2 separate regions of the Homo sapiens genome follow, and region 1 is linked to region 2. The links are chromatin loops, found by intact Hi-C in ENCODE. Cell type or tissue: psoas muscle. All regions are shown on one strand. Links, peaks and the distances in the headings refer to the core of each region. The heading gives the core; the rest is flanking DNA.

The links. A loop is a pair of places that touch in the nucleus more often than their neighbours do. Peaks named below come from ENCODE experiments on the same cell type or tissue, not always from the same donor. Only the 100,000 strongest peaks of a DNase experiment are listed, where the experiment ranks them.
Region 1: it touches region 2 in a loop (5-fold over the local background); 11 of 110 quality-filtered maps call a loop at or near these places.

The regions. Positions count from the first base shown.
Region 1 is chr4:99,651,662-99,654,570 of GRCh38, reverse strand. C4orf54 (chromosome 4 open reading frame 54) reads left to right here. Exons shown (of 3, transcript NM_001354435.2): 2 at 1-2,909. Among named protein-coding and RNA genes, the nearest start is that of C4orf54, 4.7 kb to the left of the region's middle. In psoas muscle, for the core only: no CTCF peak of the experiment used is centred there; DNase peaks (open chromatin) are centred at 440, 1,500, 2,210 and 2,530; H3K4me3 peaks cover 2,500 bases; H3K27ac peaks cover 2,500 bases.
Region 2 is chr4:99,807,082-99,809,990 of GRCh38, reverse strand. No RefSeq gene overlaps it. Among named protein-coding and RNA genes, the nearest start is that of DAPP1, 8.3 kb to the left of the region's middle. In psoas muscle, for the core only: a CTCF peak has its summit at 1,538 (motif pointing right); a DNase peak (open chromatin) is centred at 1,540; H3K27ac peaks cover 1,004 bases.

The DNA of each region.
Region 1 (2,909 bases), core at 320-2,819, 160 kb after region 2:
CCTCGCTGCTGCCGACGGTGCCAGGCAAACAACTGGACAGGACAGCTCAGCTACAGAACACTGGCCACAGTCTCGGCCGGAGCAGCAGCCCCCCAGCCACAGACCACCTCCACCGCCTCATCCAGGAGCCTTCCCACCTCCCTCAGGCTTGCTGCGGCCCCGCCACAGGGGCTGAAGAACTGGGAGGTGGTGGCAGCAGTGGCAGCAGTGCCTACAGCCTTGGGGCCAGTCCAGATACGTGGGACCCTGCTTCGGGCAACTCTGCAGCCCCTCCGGGGCCAGAGACGGACCCAAGACTTCCCCAGCGATCACCATTGTCTCTTCCTGTCGCTGAAACCTGGGCAAGGGCTCATAATGGAAGCTGCCCCTCCTGAGCTGAATTCGAAAGCAAGACAGGCGGAGGTGGGGGACGGGGTGAGCAGTGCTCAAGACAGCCAGGAGCTCAAGCAGCAGCTGTGGCCACTTCCCAAGCCTTCAGCCTCCTCCCAGCGAGAAGCGAAATATGTGGACATGTGTGCTTCAGCTGAAGTCCAGAGGGAGAGTCCCCAGACCATGAAACTTACCCTGGGGCACTGCCCTGGGGGTCAGAGGGCCTCTAGGAGCCCAAAGGAGAAAGCCCAAGATGAACCCAGCAGCAAGACTCCAAGCCCCCAGAACAATCCTGCCTCCTCCCAACTCTCTAGATCCCAGCACTCTGCCTCTGAAGAGGGTGGCAATTTCTCATCTTCCTCATCCTCCTCCCCGATGAACAAAGCAGAAGAGGATGGCCTTTCCAAAATGGAGGACTCCACCACATCCACAGGGGCTCTGGCCACCTCCTCTTCATCCTTAGGCTTCGAGAGTGAGAGTGGTGAAAGTGAAGGTTGCCAGGCCGTGGGAGGAGAAGGAGAGAAAATATCAGGAGGAGGGGGAGGAGGAAAAGGAGGAGGGGGAGGAGGGGCAGGAGATGGAACAGAGTGCAGGGACATTATTGCCAAGTCCCAGGGCAGCAGGGACCCCCCCAAAGTCGAAGAGGCTCACTACATCACCACCCATGAGATCCAGCTGAGTGAGGTGGAACAGGACATGGATTTCGACGTGGGACTGGCCTCCCGCTGGGATTTCGAGGACAACAACGTGATCTACTCGTTCGTGGATTATGCTTCCTTTGGTGGCAGCGACGAGACCCCAGGGGACATCACCAGTCTGACCGAAGAGGACGACGACAACAGCTGCTACCTCAGCACCACTCCCAGCACCAACACCACCCGGACGCCCAGCCCTACAAGCAGCGACCTGGCCCGCCCCAATGCAGGCCGCAGTGGCCGCGACACCAGCAGCACCGAAGTGGGCAGTGGCCCCTCTGACAGTGGCCCCACTCCCCCACCCACTGGGCCTGGCACTGCCCCCCTGACTGAGCCCTTGCCTGAGACCCCGGAGGCAGCTTCAGGGGCAGCAGCCGCCGCCGCAAGCAGCTGTGGGAGTGCAGCAAGCCAGATCCTCCTATCAATCAAACCGGCTTCCCGGGCTATAAATGAGCCTAGCAACGTGCGTGCAAAGCAAAACATTATTTATGCTGCCAAGCATGAAGGCGACATGAGCCTCCGCGTCTCTACAGCTGCTGAACACAATTCAAGTTCGCTGAAGCAAAACCCGGCTGCAGCAGTGGCTCAGGACCATGCAAAGAAATTCATTGCTGTACCTGCTCGCCTGCAAACCAGGTGCGGGGCCATCCGGGCGAAGGAGCTGGTGGACTACTCCAGCGGAGCCTCCAGTGCCGTGAGCGAACTGGACGATGCGGACAAAGAGGTGCGTAACCTGACCTCCCGGGCCTTCCGGAGCCTGGCTTACCCCTACTTTGAGGCTCTGAACATCAGCTCCCGGGAGTCCTCCACCACGCTCTCCGAAGTGGGCTTTGGGCGCTGGTCAACTTTCCTGGACTTAAAATGTGGGGGTGTTGGGGCCAGGGTGGAGCAGAGCCTCCTCAGGAGCAGCGCGGCCTCTGTGGCTGCAGGTCTGAGGAAGGGCAGTGGGGCCCGGGCCACTGCCGACCAGCTCTACATCCAGTCCAAGAAGTCTCAGACCAAGGCCTTGGAGTTCGTGGTCAGCAAAGTCGAGGGGGAAATCAAACATGTGGAGACGCCCCTGTGTTTCCAGAAGCAGGTCCAGACGGGCTCCCGCGTCGTCACCCTTTTGGAGCCCCTGAATGTACGCAGTGAGAGCAAAGCCAGCTCGGCCCCTGGGCCCGGCAGGGCCACCAAAGGCCCCGGCAAGGGTCCCGGGTCGGCATACACGGACGACGGCTCCGAGACCTCCGAGGGCAGCAAGCCCACCTCCCGCGCCGATGGCCCCCAGAAGTCCAAGTTCGCCTCCAGTCTGCTCAAAAATGTCATTTCCAAGAAGATGCAGCGGGAACACGAGTTCAAAATGGAGAGGGGAGAAGTCATGGATACATCCCACCACCTCTCAGGCACCTCCAAGGAGACGGAGGGCGCCCGCGGGAGCGAGAGGCAGCGAGAGAGGGGCCTGCAGAGGCAGAGCTCTCGTCACTCCGAGGCCGGCTCCGAGTACACAGTGGTCAGCATGTCCGACGCGGGCGGGGAGGGGTCCGTGGCGGGCTCCAAATCTCCAGTCTTCAAAGCCAGTACTCCTCGCGAGCGCAACGCAGGCCCTGGCCGGAATTTCACCGATGGACACACAGAAGTGTGTGAAATTAAAAAGAGTGCCTCAGAGACCGTCAAGGGCATCTTCCTCCGTAGTCAGAACAGTGCGTTCCGGTCATGGAAGGAGAAAGAGGCCGAGAAGAGGGAGGAACAAGCCCCTATAGGGAAGCTGAAGCTGCCCAAAGGAGGCGACTGGCGGGCTGATCTCGGGGAGATTTCTGCCAGCAAGAACACCATCATGTCTCGCCTCTTTGTCCCCAACATCCA
Region 2 (2,909 bases), core at 85-2,584:
TTGTATGTCACTGGTAAAAAAGATTCTTATATTAGAAGGAAAGTTATTCTAAGTCACTTTTAAGTTCCCTTTTAACTTTGAAATAATGTGACTTTTTAGAAACAAATACCCAGGGTTGCTGAAGCTATCCTGCACACATACATAATATATATTAGGCTTTCTTGCTGAAGCTGGGGATGATTTATATTTAACCAAACACCTCTTAGCACAGCAAATCAACATGCCTTCAGATAGAGCAGTGTTAATACATTATTCCAATAATGTTAAGAGAGCACATGTGTGGTTTAAGAAGAGTGCTGTGTTTTGCATGTCTCCTAATTTCCTAGAACTTCACTCTGGCTTTCTTAACAGGTAATGCAAACAGATTAAGTGATATTATGCTCCCTTCCGCAAAGGCTTTACTTCAGCACTTACTTTACCATTTTTAGATGCAGTGTCTTAAAAATATGCAAACATGTGCACTTGTGGGTGAGTGTGGCAGATGCTGTTTGTGCTGGTGAAGCAAGGCACCATCTGCATGGAAAGGTCATGCTTAATTGTGTCAGCACTGATTTCTGAGTAATGAAAGCCTGGACAAAAATGAAACTTCAAACACACCAGCATTTTTGCATTTAAGTCTGCAAAAGTAGCTGCTAACTCAACCAAATGAAATTAAACAAGGTTACGCACTTTTGGATCCTGTGGGCCCTATCCAAATACTTTTTGTCTTCTTGTCCACACTTCATCTGAAAAGATTGCTGTGTTAACTAACGGGAGCTAATGGCAAATAACAAAGATAATTTGACCAACTGGCCAGCTGAGATATCTCCCAGATTCTTAGCTTCCACGAAGCACCAGGGTAGATTCAGCTTTTGAAAATGGGTAAAATTTGAAATCGTTCATGATAATGTGTGTGAATGGAGCAGCTCAGCCAAAATGTCAGAACGTTTGGTCTACCTTGGGGTAGGACTTCAGAAATGAATAAGAGGAGTCTTAGAGCTTTTCATGGAGAGCATCTTAGAGGGAACCTACTTCAGTTCCCCTATTTAACAGGTTGGGCAAGTGGGGTTGGAAACTATTAAGATACTTGCCTGAGATTTCACCCCTAGTTACAGGGATTCTGGCACTTCTGACTGAGCCCAATTCTTTCCTTGCTGAGTCCAGTAATAATACAGCTAACTTTGGTGCTTTCTTTTAAATCACAAAATGTTTTCCAGGCCAGCATTAAATTAATAGAAAGCTTGAACCTCAGATGTATGTTATTTGTCCATTTGAAGCCTGCGTAAAACAAACTCCGCGGGAGTAAAAACTGTGGCTTACAGGTCCTCATATGACTTACTTTGAAACCCCATCAAAATAAATATTTCTTAAAATAGCCCTGGAAGCAATGAGAATGGACATTATAGAAAATATAGCCTTACTCTAGCGCTCCCCTCGCCACCCCCAACCCCCGGGTGTATTTAATTTGTGGATTCGCCCTACTGGCTGTGCTTACTACACCTCTTCCCCTCCACTTCCACAGGCAGGACCTCTGTGATGAGGATATGCTATCACTAGGTGGCAGTAATACCGCGTTGGTGGGCGCGGGGGAGCTGTTTTACCTGAAGTCAAGATTAGATCCATCGCTTTTTCCTTCCTCTCTATGAAAGTATAGTTCTTTATTAAAGTAGCTGAATTCAGGTGATACTACCCAACACCACATTTGTAGAAGATTCCTTAAACGCCAGACTACTAAACCATTAAATGATTCAGGTATAATTTATTACCTGTCTCACCAAGTTTTAAATGGTTCAATTCTTAGTTCTGCTCTCTTTTCCCTTTAAAGCTTTGAGACCTTTACTGAAAGAATTTAAATGAGTAGGAAGTGATTGAAATCTAAAAATTCAATTTTATACCTAAAAATGATTTTCATTTCTGCAATTGCAATATATTTTAAGCACTTACTTTTTCCTCAGCTCATTTGGTAAATATAAATCTTCAAAGCATTTCAATTTTCATTTAAAATAAGGAATGTAGGTGACTCTAAAACTGCTAACGTAGAGCCCTGTCACAGTAACGGTGACTGGAAATAGTGAAAATTCTTCAGGGTTCTCAGCGTTACAGTGAAGGCAGCTTGGGAACAGCTCCCCGATTACAGAGACAGTGACTCAGCCACAGCAACAACTTTGAAGTAGATTTTGTCACTGTTCCTGGGTGGCCCATGGGTCTGAGTTTTCTCTGTTAATCATATAAATATGAGATCTTTGGTATTTTAAATATTTTAAGGGTGGTAAAGAGAAGTTTCTCTTAACATGTAAATGTTTTTGTTCTGTCTATCTAAAGGAGACATTATAGAGATGATTTTTTTTGAGATGGGGGTCTCACTGTGTTGTCCAGGTTGGTGTTGAACTCCTGGCCTTAAGTGATCCTCCTGCCTCAGTCTCTCAAAGTGCTGGGATTACAGGCATCCGTCATTGTGCCCAGACACAAAGTGAATTTTATCCAGAAGGTTAGGTGGGGGATGGAAGCAGGAGGAAGAGCAAAATTATGAGGAACTATGAGTGGTTAAAAAAAAAATGTGAAGAGAGCAGGAGAACTATAAAAGAGAGTACTGACAGGATGGTGTGATAGGTGACTGAACCAGTAATCCACCCGAAGCAAAAAGGATAAACCTGGCCCTGAAGGGGGCCACATCAGAGCAAAAATAAAGGCTTCAGAAGACCCTGGAGGGTGGGGAGCATGGAGGTGACACACTGGAAGCTGAAAGCTAAGGGCTGCAGCAGGGCTTCTCCCAGGACAGGCTGTGCACCACCAGCCTCAAAATCCCCAAGGCACAGGGCCCTGGGGCCTGCATCTTGGACAGTTGCCCCAGGTGATTCTGATGTTCGGCAAAGGTTGAAGAGCACCCGAGTCTGTGGAAGAGCCTGCAGACCAAAAGTAATGTGGTGACG